2 separate regions of the Homo sapiens genome follow, and region 2 is linked to region 1. The links are chromatin loops, found by intact Hi-C in ENCODE. Cell type or tissue: MCF 10A. All regions are shown on one strand. Links, peaks and the distances in the headings refer to the core of each region. The heading gives the core; the rest is flanking DNA.

Region 1 (13,985 bases), core at 3,741-6,240:
CTATGATATCCAAGAGGGCAGATATCATTTGTTTACCACTGTGTCCCCACTGCTAAAGCATCTGGCACATGGTAGGTACTCAATAAACATTTGTTGAATGAATGAGCTACTATTCATATATGCCAGGTACTTCACAGTGAATTCTTATCAAATGTTTGGAGGTAAGCATGGTCATGCCTATTTTATGAACGGTGAAACTGAGGCTCAGAAAAGTAACTTGTTCCTGGTCACAAACCCAGGTGAGGAGAATATAGTACTTGAACCCAGGTCTCTCTGATGTTAACATGTAAACTCTTCCTCTACATCTCACTGGCTTCTCTGCTTCTGGCCATTTTAATATCCCTCTGGTACAAAAATAAAAATAAAAAAAAATTGGAACACCAGGCAAGCAGGGGCTTTGGATAAAAATCAGACTCATAGAAACCAGAATGAAACCTTTGGGAATAGAAAGCCCAATTCACTGCCTGGGAAATGTCACATTTTGTGGAGGTGCAAGCAGTTGGCTTGTTATCTCAGATCTCAAGTTCTAGCTACTTTCACTTTAAAATCTATTATTTGAGTGAATTAAGACTCCCTGCCTCCAAAGAGACGATTTTTTTTAGTAAAAACTCTCCCTTGTTAAACAGTTTAACTCAAACTGGCAGCATAACTGTTAAAAACAAACTTACTTTGATACTTTGCAAAGCATAAGGCCAAATAACAATGGACATGGAAACCCACCACAGTCTTTCTAAGACTAAGTCAAACATCCTATATATAGAAAAACATCTTGGGTAAAATCTGTTAAGCCAATATTGGCTGAATTCAAAATTACACCTAATTTGAAACAACTGCTTTTTCCTCAGCCAACTGGCTACCCTATTGTTCTTTAATAAAAATAACAGAAAATCCAAATTTGAAGTCAAGTTCTCCCCGAAGAAAGATACGTTTCATATTAAAAGGCTCTACTGGTGACACTTGTGATATGAGCTGGGGTCTCCATTGTCTATCCTGGTAGAGTGGGAAGATTATCAGTGGTTAGGCAAGGTCCCTAAAAACTTGAAATTTTTGCTACAAACACGAGGGAATAATTAAACTTGGTTGGAATAAACAAACTTTTGGGGCAGTCCAGGCAGAGATCAGAATTCTCAAAATCCAAAGGCCTTTGTTGTGTTTTATTCATAACCTGCTCAGAGGAAAGCCGAAAATGGATCCTATATACCATGAGCTCATTCCTTTTTTTTTTTTTTTTTTTTTTTTGAGACAGAGTTTCTCTCTGTCACCCAGGCTGCAGTGCAGCGGTGTGATCTTGGCTCACTGCAAGCTCCGCCTCCCAGGCTCAAGCAATTCTTGTACCTCAGCTTCCTGAAGAGCTGGGACTACAGGTATGTGTGCCACAACACCCGGCTAATTTTTGTATTTTTAGTAGAGACAGGGTTTCACCATGTTGGCCAGGCTGGTCTTGAACTCCTGACCTCAGGTGATCTGCTCGTCTTGGCCTCCCAAAGTGCTAGGATTACAGATGTGAGCCACCGCACCTGGCTTCATTATTTCTCATTGAGGCAAAATGTTCCATTGTATGAGTAGATCAAAGTTTACTTGTACATTTCTCTGTTGGTGGACATTTGGGTTTCTTCTAGTTTTGAGACATTAAGTGAAGCAGTAGTTACCAGCTAGGGGCTGGGCCTATTAGTCTGTTTTCATGAGTCTGTTTTCACGCTGCTGGTAAAGACATACCCAAGACAGGGAAGAAAAAGAGGTTTAATTGGACTTACAGTTCCACATGGCTGAGGAGGCCTCAGAATCATGATGGGAGGCAAAAGGCACTTCTTACATGGTGTCAGTAGGAGAAAAATGAGGAAGAAGCAAAAGCAGAAACCCCTGATAAACCTGTCAGATCTTGTGAGACTTATTCACTATCATGAGAATAGCACGGGAAAGACTGGCTCCCATGATTCAATTTCTTCCCCCTGGGTCCCTCCCACAACACATGGGAATTCTGGGAGATAGAATTCAAGTTGGGATTTGGATGGGGACACAGCCAGACTATATCATTCCACCCCTGGCCCCTCCAAATCTCATGTTCTCACATTTCAAAACCAATTATGCCTTCCCAACAGTCCCCCAAAGTCTTAACTCATTTCAGCTTTAACCCAAAAGTCCATAGTCCAAAGTCTCCTCTGAGACAAGGGAAGTTCCTCCACATATGAGCTGGCAAAATCAAAAGCAAGCTAGTTACTTCCTAGATACAATGGAAAAACAGGTATTGGGTAAATACATTCATTCCAAATGGGAGAAATTGGCCAAAACAAAGGGGTTACAGGGCCCATGCAAGTCCGAAATCCAGTGAGGTCGTCAAATTTTAAAGCTCCAAAATGATCTCCTTTGACTCCAGGTCTCACATCCAGGTCATGCTAATTCAAAAGGTGGGTTCCCATGGTCTTGGGCAGCTCCACCCCTGTGGCTTTGCAGGATACAGCCTCTCTCCCACTGCTTTCACGGGCAGGCATTGTGTGTCCGTGGCTTTTCCAGGTGCACAGTGCAAGCTGCCTGTGGATCTACCATTCTGGGGTCTGGATGACGGTGGCCGTCTTCTCACAGCTCCACTAGGCGGTGCCCCAGTAGGGACTCTGTGTGGGGGCTCCGACCCCACATTTCCCTTCTGCACTTCCCTAGGAGAGGTTCTTCATGAGGCCCTGCTCCTGCAGCAAACTTTTGTCTGGGCATCCAGGCATTTCTATACATCTTCTGAAATCTAAGTGGAGATTCCCGAACCTCAATTCTTGACTTCTGTGGACTGCAGGCTCAACACCATGTGGAAGCTGCCAAGGCTTGGGGTTTGCACACTCTGAAGCCACAGCCCAAGCTCTATGTTGGCCCCTTTCAGCCACATCTGGAGCAGCTGGGACACAGGGCACCAAGTTTCTAGGCTGCACACAGCACAGGGACCCTGGGACTGGCCCATGAGACCACTTTTTCCTCCTGGGACTCCAGGCCTGCGATGAGAGGGGCTGCTGTGAAGGTCTCTGACTTGGCCTGGAGACATTTTCCCCACAGTCTTGGGGATTAATATTAGACTCCTTGCTACTTATGCAAATTTCTGCAGCTGGCTTGAATTTCTCCTCAAAAAATGGGTTTTTCTATTCTACTGCATCATCAGGCTGCAAACGTTCTGAACTTTTACGCTCTGTTTTCCTTTTAAAATGGAATGCTTTTAACAGCACCCAAGTCACCTCTTGAATGCTTTGCTGCTTAGAAGTTTCTTCTACCAGACACCCTAAATCATCTCTCCCAAGCTCAAAGTTCCACACATCTCTAGGGCAGGGGCAAAATGCCGCCAGTCTTTTTGCTAAAACATAGCAAAAGTCGCCTTTGCTCCAGTTCCCAACAAGTTCCCCATCTCCATCTGAGACCACCTCAGCCTGGACCTTATTGTTCATATCACTATTAGCATTTTTGTCAAAGCCATTCAACAGGTCTCTAGGAAGTTCCAAACTTTCCCACGTTTTCCTGTCTTCTTCTGAGGCCTCCAAACTGTTCCAAACTCTGCCTGTTACCCAGTTCCAAAGTCGCTTCCACATTTTCAGCTATCTTTTCAGCAACGCCCCACTGTACTGATACCAACTGACTGTATTAGTCTGTTTTCACGCTGCTGATAAAGACATACCTGACACTGGGAAGGAAAAGAGGTTTAATTGGACTTACAGTTCCACATGGCTGGGGAGGCCTCAGAAACATGGCGGGAGGCAAAAGGCACTTCTCACATGGCAGTGGCAAGAGAAAAATGAGGAAGAAGCAAAGGCGGAAACCCCTGAAAAACCCATCAGATCTCATGTGACTTACTCACTATTACGAGACTAGCATGGGAAAGACCAGCCCCCATGATTCAATTACCTCCCCCTGGGTCCCTCCCGTGACACATGGGAATTCTGGGAGATACAATTCAAGTTGAGATTTGGATGGGGACACAGCCAAACCATATCACTGGGGGAGGAAGGCACCGTGGTAGTGCTATGGACCGAATCATGTCCCCTCCATATTCGTATGCTGAGGCCTTGAGCCCCAATGTGAATATATTTGGAGATGAGTCCTTTCTGGAAGTAATTAAGGTTAAATGAGGTCATAAGGTTAGGGCCCTGATCTGATAGAATTTATGTCCTTTTAAGAATAGACACCAGAGCGCTTGCTCCAGGTGCACAAAGTAGTGGCCATGTGAGCATACACTGAGAAAGCAGCCATCTGCAAGCCAGGAAGAGGGCCCTTACCAGCCATTCTAGTCCCCTGATCTTGGACATCCAGCTTCCAAAACTGTGAGAAACCGATTTTTGTTATTGAAATCGCTTAGCCTTTGGTATTTTGTTCTGGCACCCTGGCAGACTAATATAAGTAGGGGTAAGCAGGTTATTAACCAGAAAGAGACACAAAGGAGCTTTTCACATAAGGGCGATGGATATATTCTGTATCTTGATCAGGGTAGTAGTTACGTGGGTGGATACATAGGTGAACAAGTTTATCAAACTGTCAGTTTCAGATTTCTACATTCTTGTGCATATAAATTTTCCTAAACTTGAAAAAGGCCGTCTTATCCCCATCTTTCCCAATGGAATCTGTGTTTCAAAAAGATAACAATATAGTGTTCATGCCTTCAAACAGGCCTGGTAGAAAGGAAATTAACATACATTATTTATCTCGTATATATGTATGTTTCTGCCTGTAATAAATAATGGGGATTGAGCACTTAGCACAAGAGTAAGCAACTGCCAAATGCAGCTCTGGGTTCAGACCTGTATGGGGCAGACCTGAGAGCCAGGCCCCTTTCCCTACCATACTGAAACTGACAGCAAAGCCGCTCAGCTAAGGGGATGTGCAGAAAGGACGCCCTGGGGTCTCCTGAGGCTGCAGGGCGGCCGGGGAGCCCTGGGGTCAGGAGGGCAACTTTCTGGGGCACAGTGCTCGAGTCACCTCTCCGAGGAACGGCTCTGCCTGCACTGCTTCTTGTACTTTGTTTACCCGCCCCTAGGAAAAGAGCTGTGAAGATGATCGTAGGGAGCAAGCAGTGAGGCGGCAAATGGCTCTGAGAGGAGCCACGCAGACAGCTGGGCAGCCGTGCCAAGAACAACAGGAAGCTCGCGGCCCCACCCCTGCTCGCTGCAGCCCTGGCCTGGAGACCCAGGGTTATTTGCTTTGAAGGGCCCTCTGCAGATGTTACATAAACAAAACCTCCATTGACTCCAGTTCTGAGCCTGGCCTAAAATAGCCCGCGGGCTTCCCCCTACCACTGTGCAGTTTCGCCGCCATCCCTTTTGGTCCCCTTGTGTGCTAGCTGCTTCCCTCCATTGACCACATGTGCAGACAACTCTCGCCAGTGTCCCTAAGAGGCCAGTTCCCTGGGGAACAAAAAGTGGGGCTCGTTTGCCTTCCCTGGCAGGTCAGACACAAAGCATCCCTGTAAGACCTTTGATGGCTACTGGCCAAGGGACACGTTTCCCCTCCCCAGGGAGGCAGGAAGCTGGGCTGAGGCACAGTGGGGTTTGGTCAGCAGCCAGCACAAGAGGGACTGTGCTTTCTCTCTGTGTCTGTGTCTCTTTCTGTGTGTGTCTGCGTCTCTCTCTCTCTCTGTCTCTTTCTCTCTCTTTCCTAAGGGCAAGCTCTCCAGGTAAGGGCACGAGTTCTTCGTCAGCGTCTCTATTTTCACTTGATGTAACGACTGAACACTCTACTCTTGACTCTTCCTCCAAGCTCCTATAAAATTCCCTGACCCCATTTGCACTTCAGCTCCTTCATTCTGCAGAAAACCATTCCTTCGTGAACATCTGGAGAATCACAGATCCGTGCCACAGCACGGGGTCACTCTGGGCCTTGCCACTCAACATGGGTCCCTGGAAGCTATTATCATCTTTTCCCTTTGACCTCCTGCACTTCTCCAGGATCTTAACTCATAAAATAAAACCAAAAACAACACCAGCAATAAAAACATATTTATGTCAAATACTTACTATGTGCCTGATACAAGGCTAAGCATTTTATGTGTTTTATTTTATTTCATATTGAACAGTCTTATGAGATTGGTACAATAATTATCTCCAGCTGACAGAAGGACAAACTGCAGTTTGGAAAAATTATAGAACTTGTACAAGATGTGACAGAGGTGGAACAGTCAGACTTGTATTCAGTGTCTCAACCACTGCATTGCATGTCCGGGGAAAAAGAGGGCAGGACTCACAACTCCTCCTTTCCATGGTCTTTCTTCTATTCAAAGGCCATGCTATTGTATCCATGGTCAATGTCATTAAACATATCACTGATCAATTAATTATCCAATCAGTATTTAAGGACTATGTTTTCTGGGCAAGTTGCTATTTGAGTCTATACCAGACCAAAAAAACAAAAACGTATGATGTATACTATGTGAATATCTAGCTCCTACTGTATCAACAGTTGTACTTCGGTTGTGAGAGGGCTTTGTGTTTCTCTGGGCTGAAGATCCTCAAACCAGATGGCCATCCTGGAACTAGAAGTTCTTCTTTAATTTAATTTTTTTTTAATTTCAACTTTTATTTGAGATACCAGAGGTATATGTGCAGGTTCGTTATGTGGGAATATTGCATGAGGCTGAGGTTTGGAGTATGGATCCTGTCACTTATGTAGTGAGCATAGTACCCGATAAATAGTTAATTGCTGCCCCCCATCCCCCACTGTCTAGTAGTCCACAGTATCCATTGTTCCCATATTTATGTCCATGTGTGCTCAGTGTTTAGCTCCCACTTATAAATTTGGTTTTCTGTTTCTACATTAATTTGCTTAAGATTATGGCATCCAGCTGCATACATGTTGCTGCAAAGGACATGATTTCATTCTTTTTTATGGCTGCATAGTATTCCAAATGTGTGTATATACCACATTTTCTTTATGCAGTCTTACCACTGTTGGGCACGTGGGTTGGTTCCAAGTCTTTGTTATTGTGAATAGCACAGCGGTGAACATACAAGTGCATGTGTCTTTTTGGAAGAATAATTTTGTTTTCTTTGGGCATATTTTCCTTTGAGCAAGCCCAGTAATGGGATTGCAGGGTTGAATGGAACTAGAAGTCCTACCAACTTACAGGAGGGAAGATGGGAAGGAACGGAAGCAATATGGAGAGCTTTGAGGATCCGTGGAACAAGAGGATACTTCAGAAAGACCCACACTCAGGCAAGGGGCTGGAGCCAGGCTGTGGTGACCCAGCAAGGGGCTAATGGAGCCTGGGAAACCCTGGCATGCTGAGGAGTTTAGTTCAGATCCACATTCTCTTCACTCTGGGGGCTCCTGTGAGACTGGCTCTCAAATGAAGCCCCCGGGGCTGAGTCGGCTTTCCCTTTGGACCAAGTCAAAGCCTTCCTTTATCTTTAGAAAAAAGTCTTACTCCTGTGGGGTTCCCCTGGTTTTATTGTCTATTCACTTGTTTTATTCATCCACCCGTGTCCATTCATTCTAGAAACATTTCGTGAGCATCCACTATGTGCTAATACTAGGTACCAGGGTTACAGAAATGAATTTTAAATGTAATGGAATATGGTCCCGGCCTTCCAGGAGTTCGTACTGTAACATAGGAGAGAGAGAAGTAGTTATGCTGCAGGATGATAAGGCCAGCTATGAATGTAACTGCAGGCTTGGAAAGCCCCTGAGCTGGTTGGCCTGCCAGGTGCTGAGGAAGTGTGAGTGCCCACCTGTTCCTGTGCAGAGGGAAGGAGGGTGAATGTCCACAGAGACCTCCAGAAGAGATTGCTGGTGGATGCTTACTTCCTTCTCTTGAGCTTCCTTCTCTGTGAAAAGATCTCCACTAGAGGAAACTGGCCACTGTTTACCTCTTTTACTCATCTCCCCAGGAGATGAGGAATGGCTTATCTGATTGGAGAGTTAGTTCCAGAGAGGGAGCTAGGACAGAGTGGCTCTGGTTTTTCCCTGGTGGAGATCATTTCCTTCTACTGCTCTGTGTCATAAACTTTACAGAGGTTGGCTGTGGCCAGGAAGGTGCTGCTTGTAGCCCAGTGAATGAGTTTAGTTCAAGAGAAGATATTGAAACGTCCACCTAGCTAAGATATTGAAAGCCACATTCTCCAGCCTGACTTTTATCAATATTGTCGATTTGGATCTTCATTTGCCTGATTCCTGTAACAGAGACAAAATGTACTGTTTATTGGACTCCCTCAAACTCCGTCATACATGACACTTATGTGTGTGACAGGGATGGACTCAGCTCTCTGCCTGACTGGGAGTCATCTACATCCCTTGTGCTAAGCTCTGCAGAGAGAGGAGGCACATTTTCAGGGACTTCCCTGCCTCATTCCTTGCTTGAAAGCTTCCTTCTGACCCCACTCTGCAGCAAGAAAGGAAAAAGAACTTCCAGGATGAAAACAGAAAATCTGGATCGTCCCTTTTTCAGAGTCTGTGGCAGTTCTACAAAGGTCCATGAATAGTCTTTGGTCTGAGCCTGGAATGCCCACTGATGTCCCAGATAAGACTCTGCCTGGCTGCCTGCTGTCCTCTAGGGCTGTCTTTATTTTGGAAGGGGCCCTTCTGTCAATGTGTTCTGGCTTGGCTTTCAGGAACACCTTTGCCCTGTTGTTTCTGATGCTTGACTTCCCGTGGACTGAACTTGGGATCGTATTTTTCCCTAGAAGAATATGCTGTAACCGTATTATCCTGTAACCCTTAGAAGGCAGGTCAGGATTACTGCCCCTTTTTTCTCAGAAGACAGATTACTAAGATGCCAAAAGGGACCTAAGGTAGGGAAACACCCAAACAGGATTGGCAAAAACCCAGAGGGCCCCATGTATACATCCCTTAGTATTCTCGCATCAGACAATGCCATTTTCGCCTTCATTCTATCAGCTGGTTCCTCAACAGCTAACTGGGCTGGTTCTTTTCTCCCAAATTGGACACCAAAAGCTTCAGAGTAAGCAATAGCCCAGTAGAGGGAGCTGTGTTAAACAAGATTTCCAAGCTAAAGGGTAAAATACAATCAGCCAAGCAGGTAGCCCTGTGTATAATTCGGAAACTTGTATGTTAATGGATGGTTGCCTATTCGAAAGCTCTGAGCCAGAACACAGCTTTTGCAAGGTGGTGCCTTGCGTTTTGTGGGTTGCTCAGGATCATGCATCTTGCTTCCATCAGCAGAGCATGATCTTGGCTCCACATGGCAATTCCATGGTTAGACAGGTTTGTAGCTTCCACAGGTAGCCTTGGCTCTGGGAGCGGGAGGGAAGTGGGCAGGGTCCTCTGACCTTGCACATACCAGGCAGCGCTCATGCTCACGGTCTCAGGAGATAGATTCTGTGTCACAGAAACCTATAACTTAGGGGAGTTATTAGTGACAAGCTTTGAGGGCTCTGGCTAGGAAGGAGATGCAGTGAAAGGAGAATCTTTCACAAATATTTGGAGCTTCTGTTCACCTAACTCATCTAGCTGCCCGTGGGGTCTCAGACTGGGCTAAGTTCAAATCTAGGGCAGCCCTTGGTACAATTTCATTGAATAAACCTCTGTGATCAAGAGAATTATGAAATGTGGAAAATATCAAGGAAAGCAACATGTACTGTGTGCGTGTGTGTGTGTGTGTGCATGCTTTGGTGTGTGTTTGAGTTTGCCTGAGAACAGGAGTTTCCACAATTAATCTTGGATCATGAAAGATATCTATGGCAGAGATAAGAGAGCTAGCAAACTAGCATCCTTAAGGACTCAGCAGATGCCTACAGGTTAAAAATTCATGCAGACCTGTTGGGAAATAAGAGAGAAATGAGATGGTACGTGAGGTGACTTTACTATGTGCATTTGTTTGCTGGGGCCTGTCGTCACAAAATACCACAGATTGGGAGGCTGAAACAACAGATATTTACTTTCTCACAGTTCTGAAGGCTGGAAGTCCAAGACCAAAGTGCCTGTTGGTTTCTTCTGAGGCCTCTCAGTTGGCTTGTAGATGGCTGACCTCTTGCTGCCTCTTTGAGGTCATCCCTCTGTGCACACCAGCCCTGGCATCTTTCTCTTCTTATAAGGACACAGTCATATTGGATTAATGCCCCACCCTAATGACCTCAGCGTAATCACTTCCTTAGACCTTTTCTCCAAGTATGGTTACATTCTGGAATATGCCGGCTGGGGAGGGGTGGGGTGGGTTGGAACTTCAACACATGAATTTTGGGGGAAACAGATTCAGCCCATAACACTGTGTATGTCTATGGGGACAAAGAATTGTACTGATTAAGGTAAATTATGTTAGTTGTTATAACTGATAAATTCTGAAGTCTTAGAGCATAATACAAACAAAATCTATTTTTCACTCCCATGAAAGTCCATTTCAATCGGCCAGTCTATGGCTGTAGAAAATGCAGTCATTCCCAGACCTACCTGCCATCTTCAACACATGTTGTGTCCATGGATATTTTGAAAGGAGAAGTCAGAAGGAAAGTATGGACAAGGCAAAAGACTCTCAATGGCCTTCACCCAGAAGTGACACATTACTTCCACTTACACTGCATCAGCAGGAGCTGGTCTTATGCATGCATCTAGAGGAAAGGGGTCTGGGCAATGTAATTTGCATCTAAGCCCAGGAAGGGAAAGTGGGTTAGGTAAACATCTAGTCAATCTTTGCAGGGATGAAGTAAGCTTGGCCAGCTGAGTTCTAAAGATGGGCCGGGTGTTCTGGGGAACTAGTCAGCAGGTACTAGAAAGTCAAGTAAACATTCATTAAAGAACCCTTCGAGGTTCCCAAAGTCATGACGGACCTTGGTCTTGGGTGGTGTTCCCCAACCTCTTTCATGTCATGGCACACATAGGAAAGGATCATTCTTGTGCTGTATATTAGACTCTCTGGATGAAGTTATTCAAGGCCAGAGGTGATACATGAATTAGGAGGCCCCATGCACTCCAGGTGGCCACCTGGCCACTGTGAAGGCTGAGGATCTTATGGCATTTGCCATTTAAGATGTCCAGGGTTAATGGCTGGTAACCTGTTTGCAACATACTGGTGTGCTGCAGCTTACAGGTGGGAATGTTGAGGTCTAGAGAACAAAGCAAGTAACATGTGGATTAGATGTGCATTCTGTGAAGACCAAACCTACTGCCACCATCATGGGATAAAACAAAAAGGGAAACCAGGTGCTCTAAAAGCCAAGGACAGCAGAATTGTCCTGAAGGATTCTGCAAGATAATAAAGCATAGGGACCACAGATTTTCCCTTCATCTGCAGTCCGCGCTCTTAAAACTAGTGAGTTTTAATTATGTTATATTTGTAGCAACTCTTTCTTCTCTCTCTGGAGTAATTAATTGGAAGAGAATTACAAAGGAAACCCAGACATGGGTAGTAATATTCATCAGAGGACACAACAGAGGAAAGAAAATAGAACATAGGCTCTTGAACATTTTAACATAGGTTCAAGATTTTAACATTTATATACTGTCTTTGGTTTGGTTTAAATCATATCCACTGTGAACTAACAAATATTTCATGTTATCTATAAATAACTCAGTGAGTGCTTACAAATTATAGGGCAATATAGTTAGATCACAATGTGGCAGAGTGGCTGAAGGCCAATTAGAAAGCTCATATGCTTTTAACAAACACCCCACCGAAAGAAATCAATTTACATCCCGTGATTATTGCACCATCAGAGAATCTTTGCAATGTTATTAACCCTGGACATCCTAAATTACAAATGGAGATAACACTTAAAATTGATTAGCAGTGTATTTTGAGATAAAATGGTGTTTTTGCCTTGCTAATCACCTCTTTCACAGAAATTATTCTTGCTTTCCATGAAGTTATGAAAAATAAATTGGAGAAATCTTTTATTAAGATTTTAAAAGCAAACAAATAACTTTCAGGATAATATTCAAATCCTTTGTAATTTCCTTTCTCCATTTTCATCAACTGTGGGAATGCTTAACCACACAGGAAGAAGTTGGTGGACTTGGAAAGTTGCTGAATTCTCTTATTTGAATCAATCCACATTAAACACAAGCTATTGTTTTATTAGCAAGTGAAAGATAAACATAGCTTACACTGAGTGGATATGGAAGAGAAATTGGTTTCCTCTAGCCCAGTGATCCTTGAACAAATGAATGATTCTGACAGAAACCTAAGGAGAGAAGATTTTCCTGAGATTGGGTGGAAACAAACCATTCATGTATCGAATCCCTTGTCACCCACAAAATCCAGCCTACCAGGTTCACTAGCTCCTTAAATCTATGTACCACTAGGGGTGCATGAGACAATTTTAAATGGCATAAAGAAGAACAGCTTATTATTAACAGGAATGTTCTTAAATTAATGTATGTTAATAAAAATATACCCAACACAGTGAAACCATGATTTCATCAATAATAGTATCTAAAATGAGAATAAATATATATGTTACAAAAAAGGAGGTAAATAAAAATATTAAATATGATTGGGATGGGTGAGGTGGCTCACATCTGTAATCCCAGCACTTTGGGATGCCGAGGTGGGTGGATCACTTGAGGCCAGGAGTTCGAGACCAGCCTGGCCAACATAGTGAAACCCCGTTTCTACTAAAAATACAAAAACTTAGCCGAGCCTGGTGATGCATGTAATCGCAGCTACTCGGGAGGCTGAGGCTTGAGAATCACTTGACCCCAGGAGATAGAGGTTGCAGTGAGCCAAGATCGCACCACTACACTCCAGTCTGGATGTCCGAGTAAGATTCTGTCTCAAAAAAAAAAAAAAAAAAAAGTTAGGTACAGTTGATCTTCACTATTCATAGATTCAGTATTTGTGAATTTGCCAACTTGCTAAAATGTATCTGTAACTCCAAAGTCAGTATGTGCAGTGGTTTTGCTATTGTTTGCAGACATGTGTGGAGCAGCAAAACATTTGAGTTGCCATCTATACAAGTTTTCAGCTGAGGCCCAGCAAGGTAATGCTCTATTTTGTTCAGCTCTCATACTGTAAACAAGTGTCTATAATCAAGTGATTGATTTAGTGCCATGTTTTTTGCATTTCTGCCTTTTTTTGGGTAATTTCACTGTTAAAATGACCCCCACATGTAGAGCCACAGTACTCTCTAGCTTTCCTAAGTGCAGGAAAGCTGTGATGTGCCTTAGGGAGAACCTACATGTATTAGACACTCTTCCTTCAGGCATAGTTACAGTGTGATATTGGTCATGAGTTCAATGCCACTGAGTCAACAATATGTATTAAATAAGGTGTCTTTAAATGGAAACACATATAAAGAAGGTCATGTATTGACTGACTGATGAAAATGTTATGACCAGAGGCTCACAGGTATCTAACCCTGTATTTCACCTGGGAGCAATGGTTCAGTATTTGCTAATTCAGTATTTGCAGAGATGTTATAGAATATAACTAGTGTGAATAATGAGAACTGACCATGAATAGATGTCGAGGTGCTTTTGGTGGCACATGGAGATGTGCCACCCGGATCTCCTTTCAAGGAGGGCCTTGCTGAAGCCATGGGGAATGTGGTCAGCAGACTGCCTCCGGCTGGAAGCTCCTTCAGGGTCCACCTCAACTGCAGAGAGCCACCCTGCCCGAGGCCATGTCCTTCTCTGATGGTGGAACCTCTAATGGGGTCCCAATCCTTCCTCTTGCTCCAGACCCCCATTCCATCTCATTATATTGGCTGAGGCTTTGTCAGGCCTGCACAGCAGTTTGATTTCTCCTTCTGCTCAATCCTACTTCCTTCCTGTTTCCTCTGCAGTGCTAGTCCCTAATGAACATCCTATATCCCAACCTTCATTTCAGCTTCCATTTCTGAAGAAGCTAACCCATTATAGTGGTTCACAGATGTGGCAAAATATAGAGAAACATTTTGCTAAGATCCTCCCTCATTCCTCTCCTGCCCTCCACAGATATCAGCTTCCTTGCTCTCAACTTCTTGGTTCTGGACTCTTGGGTTATATCCAAATTCAGACACCCACCCCCAGCCCAGGGTCACTGCTGAAGGCTGTGAAGTCTGAGTCCTGCTCAAGGACCCATTTGAGGAGCTGAACTG
Region 2 (17,781 bases), core at 7,362-9,861, 390 kb before region 1:
TTTATGTTCTTCTCTAAACTGGTTATTCTAGTTCGCTATTCGTCTAACCTTTTGTCAAGGTTCTTAGCTTTCTTGCATTGAGTTAGAACATGCTCCTTTAGTTCGGAGGAGTTTGTTATTACCCACCTTCTGAAGCCTACTTCTGTCAATTTGTCAAACTCATTCTCCATCCAGTTTTGTTCCCTTGCTAGCGAGGATTTGTGATCCTTTGGAGGAGAAGAGATGTTCTCATTTTTGGAATTTTCAGGCTTTTTGTGCTGGTTTCTCCCCATCTTCATGATTTTATCTACCTTTGGTCTTTGAAGTTGGTGACCTTCGGCTGGGGTCTCTGAGTCCTTTTTGTTGATGTTGATACTATTCCTTTCTGTTAGTTTTCCTTCTAACAGTTAGGACTCTCTGCTGCAGGTCTGCTTAAAGTCCATCCATGTTGTGGCAAATGGATATCCTTTTTAAAGGCTGAATAATATTTCATTATATATTAACCCATTATATACATATGTATTTTTTAAATTTTTTTATTTTTTCAAAAAATCATTGCCAACGCCAGTGTCAGAGAGCCTTTTCCCTATGTTCTCTTCTAAGAGTGTTATGGTTTCACATCTTACATTTAGGTCTTTTATCCATTTTGAGTTTATTTTTGTATATAGTGTAACATAAGGGTTCAATTTCATTCTTTGTATGTGGACATCCAATTTTCCCAGCAGCATTTATTGAGACTATTCTTTCCCATTGTGTCATCTTGATGCCCTTGTCAAATATTTCGTGTACAGGATCTATTACATAATAAGCACACATACTAATTATCTTTTAAATACAAAGTACCAGCTGTTTTGTATGAAGTCAGACATTAGACATGTGCAAAGATGTAAAATAATGCCACTCTTTTCACTACCTTATTTTGTTTTAGAAAATATAGTTATTTTTTGTAAAAATGTCACTTTTGTTAACATATAATGGGTTTATTATTATCTCAATATGAATTAATAAATATTTTAAAATACTCCTTGCTTTCTTTTCTAACACGTTGTTTTGTATCTATCCAGCTATCCATTCACCTATCCCACATGTATCAATAGATGTAATCCACATAAACAAAAATTATTGAGGAACTCTTTAGGTTTTTAAGACTGTAAACAGGTTCTAAGACCAAGAAGTTTGAGAACTTATGTTCTAAATCAGTGTCACTCTTGGATTCCACAGGAGAGTGATAGAAAAGCAATCCATTAAATAAATATGTAACAAATACCAACTGACACTGTTAATTCAAGAATTTATTTATTAATTCCGTAAACATTTCTTGGGTATACAGTAAGTTCAAGTTCCTATGTTAGGTGCAAAGAATACTAAGAAGCATAGGTAAGAGTTCTCAGCCCCAACTACTCTGAGTCTGGTGGTAATTGCTGTAATACAATAATAGTACAAACAAAGAGATGAGAGCTATGATAGAGAAAATGTTGGGAGAGAACTGGAAAGCCCAGGATACTGAACCATAGGAAATGGGGTTTTATGTTTTTTATTTATTTTGGAGTGGAGTGTAGAAGTAGAATAAGGCTCTAACATTGGTGGCAGTCATTAAGTAGCATCTATGTGCAAGGCACAACAGGAGATACAAAGATATCTACAACCTTCTAGGAAACTAGAAGTAACAGAAGGCATAAAACAATTATCAGAAAGAGGGAGAGATCAGAAGAGCAGAGTGACATGAAGACAAAGGGAAAAGAACCCAACAAAGAAGACGTGATCAGATGCTAGAGAGACATCAAAAGGAATAATACGTATCAGAAAGGAAATTTGTAAATAGAAATAATAATTATTAATTATTAATTCAATGAAAACTATTTCTGCCTCTTTCTATTGAAAATAGAAATACTCATTGTCTCTCTGTTACTCACCCATACTCATCAGGCAATCCATTCATTCAAACTACAAGCACTAAGCCACCCACTGTGTACCAAGCCAATGGCCAATGAAGGACATGACATGTACACTATCTAGCAAGGTTTTTGATCCACACACACTTAACTATATCACATCATTGTAAGTGCTAAAAAGGCATCCATAAAAAGAGCTGTGTGTCCTTAGAAGCCAGAGCAATTTATTCAGCCTGTTGAGGGAGTGAAAAGCAGGGAATCAGATGTGGTTCCACAGAGAAAGTGACATCTGTATTTAATCATGAAGAATCAGATGGGTTTTGACAGGAAAGATGTGCATTTTTGTGTGCAAATGAGTGTATTGGAAGATGAGTGGTTATATTAGTCAAGGTCTTGGCAGGAAAAAGATGGCACGCCAACTGCATCCTGGCAGGAAGAAGCCAGGCAAACAATATCCTAACTATACTTTCCTCTCACCCTCTAAATCTCCTGCCTATGCCTCTCATAGGCCAAACTCAAATGAGAAGCAAAGCCTGGAAAAGGCAGTCCACGAAGGTCAGTCTCCAGAGGCACAGATATAGAGGGGCGGAGAGTGATCTGGAGGAACAACCAAATGAAAGTATTTCAGACAGACAACAAAGTCCTGGATCTGCAAAAGTTCATGTAGGGAAATAGGTAATAGAGAGGGAAAGCAATGAGAATAGGTAGGTGAAGCATAAGGCTAGAAGGCAGAACCATCTTTATAAATAGCATGCTTAGACATTTGGATACTATCCTGAGGGACCCACCAAAGGGTTTTAAGCGGGGGCATGGCATAATCATATCTGAGCTTGTAGCTCTGTAGACACTACCTCCCCCAATCCCTAGTTGTTTGACTCCTCTCTCTAAAGAGGCCTGATAATAGAAGTCAGACAGATCCAGCTTTGTATCCTTGCTTACTTGCTATGTAACCCATCAGTGAGGACCCAGTCAGAAGACATTAAACACACCAGTGACATGAACAGAGAAAACTTAACATACAGAATTGTTAAGTGGGTAATTGAAAGGATAAAAAGAGAACTCCAAGGTACCAGGGAGGTAGCTCCCACCACCAGTGTGGAGGAAACAGAAGCAAGAGATTGAAATTATTAAAACTTACAAATGTAGGGACTTAAATGCAAACCTCTGACAATGGAGCACTACTTGGCTGGGGTGGTACCTCTGAGGAGAGGGTGCCCTGAAGCTAGTTTTCCAGGTGTTAGAAGAACTGCACACTGGATTCAGCTGCTACCACAGGAAAAACTTGCCACTGCTGTGGTGAAGGAGTATACTGTTGGCAAGATACTCACAAGCAGAAGGAAAGTCCACAGAAAGCAGAAACGAAGGAGAAGGCTGCTTCTTACCCTCTAGCCTTGAGGTTTCCCTCTAGTTCCCCTTATTAGCATAGCCTGACAGGGATCCAGCTGGGCAAGCTGAAGTGTGGTCTGAAAGTCCCAGCCCCAGCATCACGAAGTGGGAGTTTAGATCTGAGAGACAAGAACTTAACAATTGGCACAGTAATCCTGGAAAAGAAACCTCAGCTTTGTGGTCTCAGTTTTCCTTGCCTGTGAAATGGGACTTTTAAAAAATTACCAAATTTATACTATTGGGAGCATTAAATGAAACAAACTATGCAAAACTTCTTTTATAGTACCTGAAACAAAGTAGCTATTCAATAAAAGTTAATTCCCTTCCCCATTCCCCAAATTGTGGTATCAACTAATATATAAAAACAAAGATGTGTGTGAGTCAATAATCAGTATATGTCTCTTATGAGGCAGCCAGATGTTCTCATCCTTTATAAATGACCATATATCACATGGTATGTTAGTCTTACTAGGTTTTAACTTTTCCTTTTTGCAAAGTTGGGCAGTCTCCCCATCTCCCCATCCATTTCTCACTCTTTCTCCTCCCATCCCTCTCTCTCTCTCTTTCTCTCTCTCTTATACACACATAACAAAGAGATTTGCATGCACACATGCTCCTCTTAATCTCAGAGAAAATTTTTCCCGTGAAGGCAAAAATATAAATGTGATCAAAAACACAGCTATTACTCAGCCAGAACTGGATGAATTCACATATCAAAAACAGGAAGTAGAACACTCTCAATGCTGTTTTTAAAAAACACGTATCAAACAAAATTTTAAAGTATTTTGATGTATTGCTGTTTTTCAAAGCCAATACTGCTAAATGTTGAAATTCAGAAATGAAAGTAAGTGTGGCATTGGTGGAAAACAAAAATCACAAATCTTATCTGGGGCTTTATTAAGAGAAGCACAAGCCGGGAACGATGGCTCACGCCTGTAATCCCAACACTTTGGAAGGCCGAGGCGGGCGGATCACAAGGTCATGAGTTTGAGACCAGCCTGGCCAACATGGTGAAACCCTGTCTCTACTAGATAAAAATAAAAAAATTAGCCGGGCATGGTGGCATGGGCCTGTAATCCCAGCTACTCGGAAGGCTGAGGCAGGAGAATCGCTTGAACCCAGGCGGCGGAGGTTGCAGTGAGCCGAGATCACGCCACTGCACTCCAGCCTGGGCGACAGAGCAAGACTTCGTCTCAAAAAAAAAAAAAGAGAAGCACAGTACAGTACAGTGTTCAAAATAGGGGAAAAACAAGACAACATCTTTGTTCAGTTCTGGAATTCACATTTTAGGAGGAATGTTAACAAACTAGAGCTCTGCCAGTGACTTAAAACTAGAAGTAAAAAGTAGGAAAGGCTTGTCTTTTCCCAAATGGTTGAAAGAACTCATCGTATTTAATTAGGAAAAGAGAGAATGGTGGTGAGTTTATAGGGCTGACACTAAGATGTCCCAGAACTAGGAGAGCAAATTAAGAAGTATCACCTTGTAGTGGATCAGATTATCATCTAGAAATGTAACTCCAGAGATTTTTTCCATAAAAGTGTGACCACAGAGGATTAGGAATCCCAAATACAGTCAAGGGGATGTTGGCGGTGCAGGGAGGAGGAGTCAGGAGGAATGAACAGAGTCAGGAAAGAGGCAATGCAATGGAATTATAACCAGGCTGAACATGGAAAAACTATTTAGAATTCTGCTTAAAAAAAGACAGGGTTATCAGAAGGGAGATATTTAGCATAAAGCCTAGAAAAAGATGAGTGAAGTGGAAAGAATGAATTAGTACATTTCCGAGAAAGAAAGGAGAAATAATCTAACTTGATCTGTTTGCTTTGCATTCACTCTCATCAAATAACCTTATAATTTAGTTTCCCGTGCAGATGTTCCCATAGGCAGAGACTGTAACTATAGCTTACTCATTCCAGTTTGCTTGATAGTCATAACTTCCCTCTGCTCAGAGCTTTTATTCTCCTTCAAAAGTCCAGAAAATAGCTATTTCCCCTATTTTATGGACAAAGAAATTGAAGTTTGGCTAATAAGTGGCAGAACTGTGATTCACCCTCAGATATAATTGACTTTATACTCCATCACAATCAGAAGAGGCTAAAGTCACAGAAAACACAGAGAGACATATAAGAAAGTGGCAAAGTCTAGTAGTGAATGCTGCAAAGAGGTCGAGAAGGATGGTGACTGGCAAAAATGTCCTTATATTTAGTGGTCTGGGAGGCTTTCCAGTAAAAAAGTGTCATGAGCCAGACTGCACTACATTAGTAAGAAAATAATAAAGAAACAGAGGCATCAAGCATAGAACACTCTTTCAAGAACTCTGGCTACAAAGAAAAGACAGTATCATAAAGATATCTGTTTTACTTTGGCTCTAATATAATAGAATAGTTCTGTCACCCATTAAACACTGGGGAATATGTCCACTTTGTAGAGAACTATAGGACAGATATGTGAAGTTCCTCAACCACAATCATATTCCAGTGAAAGATTCTCTGTAAAATGTATCAGCGTTTGAGATGGGCATCATCTACTCATTTCTTCTGTGAGTGGCCATTTTAGACTTAAACAAATGGATTTCTAATGGTCTATTTGTTTTGTTACTTTCAGAATACATTTTTCATTATGAAAGCCAGTGGGAAAAATACAACTGCATTTCAGTGTTTTCAAAGTCACTTTTCTGGAACATATCTATTTAGTTAACTGACAATTTAATAACAAGCTCTCAGAAGGATGACATGTTTATATGTGCAATAATAAAATGAATTTTTCTCTGTCTTTTAGCAATTAAACATTTTTCCTTTAAGTAGATGATGTTTATTTCTCTTGGTGCTCATAACGTTTTAACATGAATTTACCTTGTACTGAGAAATTTTATATTTAAGATATGAGGTTTCAATCATGGGATCCCTCCCCATAAATTTAAATACAAGGGAATCGTGAGTCTATAATTAAAATCTGTTTAACATCTCAAAAATACTAGAAGCCTTTATCACAGTCAGAAAAATTTATACTTCAGTAGAAACTATAGCAAGGATGGGAGAATTGTGCATAGTTTAAAATATATGTTATAGTTTTAAATGCTATATGATAAGCTATATGATAGACAGTTTTCAAAAATCAATGTTTTATTATGTTTACAAGTTCCAGTTCTCTTCCTTACTGTTCATAGTTATGAATCTGTTTATATATGAAAATGAGACCCAAGAAATTCCGGCTAGTGATATGAAGCAAAAATGGGCAGCCATACTGTGTTATCTGTTACTAAAGAGTAGTGGGCACATGGTTGGAGTATGCTTTGAATCAATCTTTTTGGTCCTTCTTACAACAGAAGTTTGCTAACAATCCTCTGTTTTTTTCCTTCTTTCTTCCTCCCACTCTCACCCCAGCCCCTATCTAGAGTTGTGGAATAAAGCAAACAATTCTATCTTAAAAAAAATTTTTTTTTTTGATTGACAGAAAACTCAAACATTTAAATGTGAATTGCTTATGGGATTACCTGTCCTTTTTAAAAATTTGTGGCTCTGCTTATTTTTCAAAGATACGGCCCTTTAGAAAAGTAGTTTGTTGCTCTTTTAAGAGTCCTGAATCGAGCAATAGAAACTGATTTATGCTCTGTGATAGTATCATAATGTTGTATCACTGAAACACAATATAAATTAACCTTAGCATGAAGACCCTTTGTGCATTCCTACTTTCCTTGATTCACAATTTTTTTTTTTTAAACGGTGTCTCACTCTGTTGCCAGGCTGGAGTGCAGTGGCGCAATCTCAGCTCACTGGAACCTCTGCCTTCTGGGTTCAAGCTATTCTCCTGCCTCAGCCTCCTGAGTAGGTGGGACTACAGGTGCGCGCCACCACACCCAGCTAATTTTTGTATTTTTAGTAGAGACAGGGTTTCACCATATTGGCCAGGAGGGTCTCAGTCTCTTGATCTCGTGATCCGCCTGCCTCGGCCTCCCAAAGTGCTAGGATTATAGTCGAGAGCCACTGCGTCCGGCCGATTCACAATATTAATTAGTTCTTGTTTCAACATACTTAAGAATAAGACACTCAATGAGGTAAATACACTTGTTACTAATGTGTACCTAGGGCTATGGAAAGGAAAGGAGAGAAGGGGATGGGAGATGGAGGGACAGAAGGAAGGAAGAAAGGAGGAAGAAAGGAAAGACAATTAATAGTCAAGTGCCAGGATATCTCAGTGCAGCAAATTTGAGACCCACTCTAAGGGTGAGGGACCAGGCTAGGGCATGTCTGTCTGCTAAATTGTTTTTAGTATGACAGTTCATTTATTAATTCAAAACTAGTAAAAGAGCTCTCACCCTTCAAAACCACTTCCGGCATTGGCTGTACAAATTAGGATGATTTTATAAATAAAGTGCATATTACGTGGCATCAAAATTCTTGGATTTGAATTCCAGTCCTACCACTTATCAGATATATGGCCTTGGGCAACTTATTTTTCTGTTTCAGTTTCCCTACCTGCAAAATGGGATACTAATAGTACCTGTTTCATAGAATTACTCTAAGAATGAAATAAGATAACACATATAAACAGTCCAAAGACCTAGCATACTGTAAGTTCTCAATAATGGTTAGTTATTTCACTTTTCTTATCATCATTATGTTCCTTGCAGCCCTCAAATATAGTTACCTAATACACTAAAAGTCATATTCTTTTCATGTTATAACCCTGTAACATTTTTCTTCCTAGATTCATCCATATTCTGCTACTTTCAAATTTTGTTCTATTTCAACTTAGTTTGATTTTTGCCCCCATGTGTAATCAAGAACTTGGCCTATGAATCTCAGCAAAGAAAAATTTTCCCATCCAATAAAATGTACTAATATTTACTGAATACCTAAGAACAGATTATAAGAGAGAAACCTTATTTTTAAAAGAGAAAAATAAAATTTTGCAAACTTCCAGAAACAAATTCTACCTATTAACCAGATTCAATATCCATATTTAAATATTTCTGTATCAATAAAATTATTTAATATTTTTTAAAACAAAAAAATTAAAAGCCAAATTTTTTTTCTAAAATCAACGCATTACTTCTGTGGTTCTCTGACTTTTTGATCAAAAGAAAAAAAGCCATTTAAAACTTAAATTCCATTGCAATCATATTCATCTAATACCAAAGACAAAGATGGATGTGAAAAAAAACAAGAAATAGAAAAATTAGGTATGTAATTCCTGGTGAAGAAGAAATAACGCTGATGTGACTTGACAATTAGGACTCTAAGGGTGAGGGACTAGGCCAGACCATGTCTGACTGCTCAATTCTTTTCTCAGTACCATTTCAGTCACTAATTCGAAAGTAATAAGAGAACTTTTACCCACCATAAGTGGGGTAATAGGGGAAGAATGGGGGAAAAAAGGGAGTAGGGTTGGAATAGAATTAAGGAGAGGTAGTCCAGACCAATTTTGACAGTTCTAAAATAGATCAATAAGAAACTAAAATAATTATTCTTTGTAAGCAAAAACTCTCCTAGAGAGTTCCCAAAGCTGAGTCTAAGAAAAGTGGTCATTGCTGAGCCCAAGGGCAGCGTGCACATATTCCTTCCCTATTCTTTCAACAGTATACAAAAGTCGTTACTACTTTGGCCTAGATTCCATGTTGGCTAGCTTGGCCCACAATTCAGAACAGGTTTAAATAAGCTTCCTCAGAGGCTGCCTGTGTCCTAGGTTTAGGCTTACCCATACTCATCTTGATTGGCAGGTTTTCTCTGCTTGCCGCTTCCACTAGATGTCTCCGAACTTCCATCACTGCCTCTTTGTGCTTAGTGTTCAGTAAAGCTTCCCATAGGGCTTTGGCTGTGGTGTCACTGCAGGAAAATCACAAAAAGAGCTTTAGAATAAATTTCTACTGGATACTGGAAAGGGTTGAAAGCAAAATACTTTTTAAAATATATTTTTGAGCATTAATGTAGTCTTTCCTACTGATAGACTCTAAGTATTAGGATTAAATAAAGAATGTCTAATTCACATAATTGGCAGAAAATATTGAGAAATTAAGGAAACAATAAAATCAAGTGAAAAAAAGGGAAGAAAAGCTGTACTGTGTGATGAGAAGTGTGGGAAAACTATGTGATAAATTTTTTCAAAGATTTTGCACTTAAATCTTTCAGAATTCAACTCAACATCACTAGAGTAATATAAATGTTATATAAGCCAAAATTAAATGCAAGTCTCAAAATGATTTATCAGTGATTATAAGCACTATATCAATTCGAGATTAAATACTTGTCCAAGAAACAAAGCAATCAGCAATGAGCATTTCATTCAAAAATTACTCAACAGACTTCCTAATTAGTAGGCTTCCTACTAAATGAAAATCAGGAATTATGCTAAGTAGCCATGGCCTGAAGTATCCCACTTTGGGCCTTAGGTTGGAAGGATGGTACTTACTAAAACCTTTACAATTAACCGTTGATAACAGCACGAAGCACTGCATTATATGCAAGGTCTCATCTGGGCTCACTTCTCCAATAGCCCTCTGTCTCACCCAACATGCTATGTCCAAATTATAAATGAGGGCAGTGTTCTTTCCGGAAGATCTCTGCCATGTAGCCAAGTATACACATTTGTAGTAACGTTTTAAAAACTGAATACAAAGAAACAAGGATGACTTCTGTCCCTTTCTAAAGACTTTTTCCTCCAATTAAAGCCCTACTCACTCTCCTACTATCCACTTAGTAATAGTTCAAAAATAAATACATTTTTAATTTAGTTTTAAAGTTACATCTATTAAGATTTTAATTTAGTTTTAAAGTTATACCTAATAAGACATATCTTCCAAATTTGAATTGGATATTGAATAATAGAATGATGTATTTTTACACTGAGTTTAATGCCTGACACATTATAATCTTTCATTGAATAGTTTTTATTATCATGTATCTTTCCATAATGAACTAATATTACTGCTCAACATACTCCACTTGTTTTAATCTGATCAAATCTGTCATCATTATAACTCTGCATCTAATATTCTTAAGTTTAATTTAAGTAAGCAGGTAAACTACATGCCAAGCCCTGTATTTGGTTGGGATACAGATTTTTAAAAAGCTTTGAATGGCATAGTTTAGAAGACAAGGCAGATACAAAAGCAAATAAATTACTAAAAAAGTGTGGTAATAAAAGCCATGGTCAATGCTTGCATAGGTGTTTATGCAAGCATAATCCTAGCTGGGAGGATAGGGACTGAAGGAATGATTTCTACTGGAAATGATGAGCAAGTACAAAGATACATAAGCTCTAAAAGCAGCCTGGGAAGAAGTTAAAACTCAATCTGGGAAGGAAAATGGCAAAAAAAAAAAAAAAAAGCCTTCAAGAAAGATATAAAATCTTGGTTACAAAACAAGAGAAAGAAGGACATTTCAGAATGCAAAAAATCCTAGGAACATGACCCTGAGGAGCACTGTTCTGTTGCATGCCAAGGTGCACGGGGAGGGGCAGTGGAAGGAGAGCATAAAAGAAGGTGCAGCCACACTCTGGGGGTTCTGCATTCCTTGCCAAGTCATGTCAACTTTGATATGTAGGTGACAGGAAGCCAAGGAGCATGTGATTGATTTCACACTTTGAGAAGAACAGCATAGCTCAGCAGTTATGAATACAGTCTTTATCATAATTCAAAAGGAGGTCTGTTTGCTATGAGGCTTTCAGAAAGTTACTTAATTTCTCTAAAGCTCTGCAGGCAATTGAAGAACCATGGAAGAATTCTGAGCATGGGAGTTACAATCCCAGTTTCCCAAACTTATGCTTCATAATTGTTCTCTAGTCTCAACAATATCTCTCCACAAAACACAGGGATTTCTCACATAAGTCTCAACGCAACCCAGAACTTTCAGAGTAGAATGTCACTACCCTCCTCTTTTCCATGAGAATATGTATCTGGCTAATTCATCTCTAAAATCACAGTAAGTTAGGTAACGTTGTGGTTGCCCCATCAGATTGGTGTAGTGGTTTATGGACTCCGCAGTCAGATAAATCTGGGTTCGAACTCCAACCATGCTCCTCCTCACCCACTCCAAATACATGGCCTCCTAGACCATTCTTCTCCCGTATTCCAAGCAGAGGAACACTCTTTCTACAAATCTCTCTCTCCCTCCAGGTATCTGCTAAAACATCACCTTATCAGAGAGGTCTCCCCTTACTGCCCTGCTTAAAAAAGTGACATTGCCTATCACAGCATCTTATGCTAGCACTCTGTTGTCTACTTACTGGGCTTTACTGTTCTACATAATTCTAATTACCAGCTGACTTATTATGTTTCCATGTTTATTTGTTGTCTGTCTCTCTCATAAAAGGTGGGGTCCTTCTATGAAGGCAGGGACTTTGTTTTACTCATTGCTAATTCTTCACTACCTAGAACAGTGCAGATCTCTGGTGGGTACACTCAGTAAATACTGAATAAATGATACTTGTTAATTGTGTAACTGTGCACATAATTAATGCTCTCTTTTTGGTATCTGTGGAGTTGGAAGTTATAATAGTGAATTCACAGGATTGTTGTAGGATTAAATAATATAATTCATTTAAAGCACTTTCCTGATTCACAATAAATGTAAGTTGTGTGGTGGTGGTTGTAGTTGTTACTAGTATTACTGTTGTTATAAGTGGTATTGTCTTATATTCATGGTCTTTAATTCACTATGTTCAGGAGTTTGTGATATATTGGATGAATTCACTTACTTAATTACACTGAGTATGCTTATTCATACAATCTTGATTAGTGCAGATGTACTAAAGTCACTTGAAGCTTGTACTATCTGGCTCTTGTCTATTAAAATATTTTAGAAGAAATACAAAGTTTCCATGATCTCTAACAGTGATACATACTCAGGTCATGTTTTCTTAAAAATTGTTTTGCTGATATAAACAATTCTGGGCCGGGCGCAGTGGCTCACACCTGTAATTCCAGCATTTTGGGAGGCCAAGGCAGGCAGATCACAAGGTCAGGAGTTTGAAACCAGCCTGACCAACATGGAGAAACCCCGCCCCTAATAAAATTCAGAAATTAACCGGGAGTGGTGGTGTGCGCCTATAATCCCAGCTACTCAGGAGGTTGAGGCAGGAGAATCGTTTGAACCCGGGAGGTAGAGGTTGCAGTGAGCCAAGATCATACCACTGCACTCCAGCCTAGGCAACAGAACGAGACTCCATGTCAAAAAAAAAAAAAAAAATTCTGAATGTCTAGATATGTGTGAGAGTTCCTAATGCCTGCTTCCTGTCCTAAACAGTTTTCTAAACACGTCATACTAACTTCACATTACACATGGTCATTTTAAGTTTATCAAGGGAACATTTACAAGTTAATTAAGGTTCTCTGAATAATTGGCACTGAAGAAGGTCAAAGTCATACTTACTGGTATTTTTTTTGTCTCCTGCACCCACTTCTTCACCAAGTCACTCTATTACTGCAATGTGGTAATTCACACACATACACCTATATCAGCATCTGAGTTGAGCATGGTAGTTAAGTCACTGCCTTTCTCTAATATGCTCATAAAAGTTGATCCAATAGGCAGTATTTCATACAATTGAATTTTCACATGAAATCAACTCCTGATATTAAACTTTATGTCAAGAAAAGTTAATTGAAATCCATACTATAATTGCAATAGCGGATTATACGTAAATCTTTATCATCTCCAACTGTGCAAAACTTTCTGTTTTCCTACTGGGGAAATAAGCAATACAGAGAGGACTATATGCAACGGCCAGTGTGGTAGATTATTACTAGGCAAGACTGCAGAGTGGCAGGGGCATAGGTTCTGGACCAAACAACACAAGGTGCCATTTTGCCACCTACTAGCTCTATGTCCCTAGGAGGGCTTCTTCTCTCTGTACATGTTTTCTCCTCTCCTAAATGGGGATGGTAATAGTACATATTCAGTAAGCTGTTATAAGAATCAAATGGGCTAATACATCTAAAGCACCTAGAACAAATCCTGACACACAAGTGCTACAGCAGTAGTAGTAGCAGCAGCAGTAGTAATAAAAGAAAAATCAAAGGGCAGAATTTTCTTGTAAGATATAGAAGGAAGCCTTTTGTAGAACTGCAGTGGTCTTCCCCCACTACTTGTGTACATATATGTACAATCACTGTCAGCGACTTCATTTTCTAATATGAAAAGGTCAACAATAGATAATGTAGAATTCATACACACTGAAAACTCCAATGCAAGCAATCTCCTTATATATGACAAGTTGATGTAAATAATTTTTATTTTTCAGGAATAAAATTGAGAACTTTACTATAGCTTACTTCAAAACAGACAGCTATAGAAAGTTAGTGTTTTTCTTACAAAGACTTTTAAGCAATGACTTTTGTTTCAGCTTATCTCTTCAATTTAATTATTGTAAAATTCTGCAGGACCTTTTAAAACTACAGTTATTACTTTTACAAGGAGTTCAGATTCTATATTCTATTTCCAGACTGACTTATTAAATGGTTGTACAACTCTTGGGTCAGAAGCAAACATTAGAGGTTTGCTAATATAAAGATATTAATCATCTTTATATCTTCAGCAGGACTCTACCTAACCCAATACAGACAGATGAAAAATCTATTTTTAGTTTTTAAAAGCACCTAAAGAAAAATTTATAATATTCCTGAGAAAAACACTACAGCTTCAAACAAATCAAAACTCTGATTGGACTCTATTTAAACCTAAACCCTTTGTGCTCTACTATAAATCTCATTCATCTAGCTTAATCTTTTATCTTAAGTTCAGGAACAGCTGGTCAACATCTTTTTGATAATCAGGCCCACCCTAAAAGAGTTGTTTTTTTTTTTCCCCTGATGGCCAAATTAAGGAAAATTTTTGAAAGGTGAATAAAATACAATGTTAAATATAGTTTCAAATACCATCACTCCATTCTATTTCAAAAGCATTTCAGAATTTACAAAACTTCTTATATCTCATTTGATCCTCATCTCCTGAGCTAAACTATTATCTGAAGCTCCTTAAATCCAATTTAAAGAGCCTCAGAGAGGCAACTGACTGATTTAAGTAACCTCAATCTTTAAAAGGCAAAATCACAACTGAGGCAAATGGCTTCTAAACCCAGTAATCTTAATACTATACCATGCCATGCTTATATTATGCAAATCATCAAAGAGAATCAATTATGCAGAACGTCAATTGTTTTTCACTTTTCATGTTGGTTTTCTTTTCAAATCCATAATATCCTTTAAGTTCACACATGGGTCCCACAAAGGACAGGATGGAATGGAGTGAAGAGTAAAGTAGATCCACATTAATTCCGGAAGCAGGTAAAGCTCTAAGAACTCTGCACACTTTTGTTTTAAGCAATATCATACTATTCCCCTTGTGGGTCAAAATTAGCCATTGACAGTCACTTGGCTACACAATGCTAATTTTCCACTTTTATTCAGCCTTTTTCCTTAAATGTTTCCCTCCAAGAAGACTTTGATGAATTTTTAATCATTCTACATATATATCATTCATATAACTGAAAAAGCAAAAACCTAGTCTAAATTGCCTTACAGGTATTATTTCCAATCTAGCTCTAACTCTATGTACAACATGTCCTTGGGAAAGAAAGAAGGGGAAATAGCCTCTACTTTTTTTCTTTTTTTTTTTTAGAAGGAGTCTCGCTCTGTCACCCAGGCTCAAGTGCAGTGGCATGATCTCAGCTCACTGCAGCCTCCACCTTCGGGTTCCAGTGATTCTCCTGCCTCAGCCTCCTGGATAGCTGGGATTACAGGCATGCGCCATCTCGTCTGGTTAATTTTTGTATTTTTAGTAGAGACGGGGTTTCACCATGTTGGCCAGGCTGGTCTCAAACTCCTGACCTCAGGTGATCCACCCAACTTGGCCTCCCAAAGTGCTGGGATTACAGGCATGAGCCACTAGGCCCACCCGTCTCTACTTATTTTTAACACTGATAAAATTGAGACAAAATGAAACGAGTTGCCTAACATCTCATTATATTACAAAAATTAAAAAGGAGGATTACAGCTCAGGTCCACCACTGGAAGTGCCAATGGGCTGCTTCTGTAACTTGGTTAGTCTTTTTGGTGCTTTATATCCCCTTACAGTTATTACTAATGTTATAATTTTCACTTATTGAAAACTATGTCATAGGCAGCATGACTATATTATCTCATTTAATAACAACAACCTTTCAGGATAAGTATCATTGGACCCCATTTCATAAGTGAAAAAACTGATTCTAAATGAGATAAAACAGTTTACCCAAATTACATGCCCAGTAAATTAGGGTTTGAACTCAGGTTGCTGTGAACTCCAAAATCCATCTGTTTACCATAATTCTACACTGTTCTGTAAAATAAAAGGCTTGAACTAAAATGCCAATTTCTGAGATTCCTTGGGTCCCCAACAAGCTATATTTATAAGGTTTCCAGGCAGGGTGTGGTGGCTCACGCCTGTAATCCCAGCACTTTGGGAGGCCAAGGCAGGCGGATCACCTGAAGTCAGGAGTTGGAGACCAGCCTGGTCAATATGGTGAAACCCCATCTCTACTAAAAATACAAAAATTAGCTGGGCATGGTGGTGCACGCCGGCAATCCCAGCTACTCAGGAGGCTGAGGTAGGAAAATCACTTAAACCTGGGAGGTGGAAGTTGCAGTGAGTTGAGATTGCACCACTGCACTCCAGCCTGGGAGAGAAGAGTAAAACCCTGTCTCAAAAAATCAATAAAAAATAAAAATAAGGTTTCCATTATGCCATGGTCCTCAAACTTCACATGCACAAATTTGATTAACTTTCCAAAGGTCAGCAAAAGATAAGTGAATATCCCATGCTGCTATTTCTTTTATTAAACCTCTTTTTCTTTTTCACAAGTCCAGTGACAGCAATAAAAAGAATTAACAACAACAAAAAAATTACCAACAGCTTGTGGAATATAAATTAAACAATTTCTTCCCTTTTTTCTGTTTTTAATATCATGGTTTCAAAAGACATAAACTGAATTCATTGTAGCTACCAGAATACAATTTAATTTGTTAAAATAGATTCCTTGAAATATACAACATGAAAGTAGAATATTTATTCTATGAAATATAAGTAGTTTCTATATTGTCAGTAACTATTTAAAATGCCAATACATACTAATTGTCATTTTTTGATAAATTATTCTGAATTCTTAAAAATCAAACTGTTTTTACAAATTGTCATGTTTGAAGAAGACCAATGACATACACATAATAATAACCTGCTACAAATAGCTCTTTAAGGTCTTTCAAGAAACTTCTGTACATGAAAATATGGTCATTTCAGTTCATTCCTGGCTCTTTATTCACCAGAATTACTCAACTCTGAATGAAATCTTAGAAGCTGCCTTGGGTTGGCATGTATGAAATGTCAAATGCAGTCTGCTAGAAACTAACAGGAAATATTCATCACCAAATAAAATAGAAAGAAGACAGCAAAATTTTTAAAAGGTGGCTGAATGTTGAATCATGGTGATACTTCAATCAAGTAGAAGGCATGCAATTAAGAGATGAGGGTGAAATGTGAACGCGTACCATTATCTTGTGACTAAACTTAGTTTCTTCGTGGCATGCACAGGAAGTTAAGCTTAATCACAGGATATGCAATAATAGTCACAGTATTCCAACAGAAATCCAATGACAACAAAAAACCCAAACAATTTCAACTAATTTTAAACAGAAGGCAAGCTGAGTCATAGTTTTTCACAGCAGGGAATAATGGCTTCCATGAGGGGTGAGCTTAATGAGCTCTGAAGGTAGGTTTTCTAATTAAATTATTCACAGAGGCTTCAATAGTCATCTTTCCTCTTGACTACCTTTTAAAACAATTACATCTTTAACAAATGTACCAATTAATCTTCATCTCAATAGAAGCAAAAGCAGCTAAGTGCAAGATATGTGACAGAGTCCCTTGGTACTGGAAAGCAGCCCTTTGTTCATTCTTTCTTTCAAAATATAAGCACTTTCTGTGAGCTGGGCATGGATGCTGGAAACATGGCTGTGAGCATCCTCCCACACCCTGCCTGCATGGAGCTAGCCATCTAGCAGGGAAGGTGAAACTGAGCACACTCCAGCAGGGTGATAAAAACAGAGATTGAGAACTTTGGGAAAGTGCAACACCTAACCTGGGCTTGTCAGAGGCGTTTGAACCAGAGCAACTCCATCTTGAATAAGGACTGGGTAAAATAAGGCTAAGACCTGCTGGACTGCATTCCCAAATGGCTTGGGATTCTAAGTCACAGGATGAGATAGGAGGTTAGCACAAGGTACAGATCATGAAGACCTTACTGCAAGCTGTTTTAGCTTGCAGTAAAGAAGCCGACCAAAACCCACCAAAACCAAGATGGCAATGAAAGTGACCTCTGGTTGTCCTCACTGCTCATTATACACGAATTATAATGCATTAGCATGCTAAAAGACACTCCCACCAGCACCATGACAGTTTACAAATGGCATGGCAACATCAGAAAGTTACCCTATATGGTCTACAAAGGAGAGGCACAAATAATCCACCCTTAAAAAACGGACTAGATAACAAC

What was found. A loop is a pair of places that touch in the nucleus more often than their neighbours do. Peaks named below come from ENCODE experiments on the same cell type or tissue, not always from the same donor. Only the 100,000 strongest peaks of a DNase experiment are listed, where the experiment ranks them.
Region 2: a loop joins it to region 1, with 8 times the contacts of the local background. A loop is called at or near these places in 1 of 110 quality-filtered maps.

Annotation. Positions count from the first base shown.
Region 1 is chr4:53,697,685-53,711,669 of GRCh38, forward strand. The region is part of intron 1 of LOC100506444 (a long non-coding RNA gene); the gene reads left to right. Among named protein-coding and RNA genes, the nearest start is that of LNX1-AS2, 110 kb to the left of the region's middle. RefSeq lists enhancers at 4,867-4,986, 7,711-7,790. In MCF 10A, for the core only: no CTCF peak of the experiment used is centred there; DNase peaks (open chromatin) are centred at 5,137 and 5,447.
Region 2 is chr4:53,304,681-53,322,461 of GRCh38, forward strand. SCFD2 (sec1 family domain containing 2) reads right to left here. Exons shown (of 9, transcript NM_152540.4): 3 at 8,956-9,083. Among named protein-coding and RNA genes, the nearest start is that of SCFD2, 52 kb to the right of the region's middle. In MCF 10A, for the core only: no CTCF peak of the experiment used is centred there; no DNase peak of the experiment used is centred there.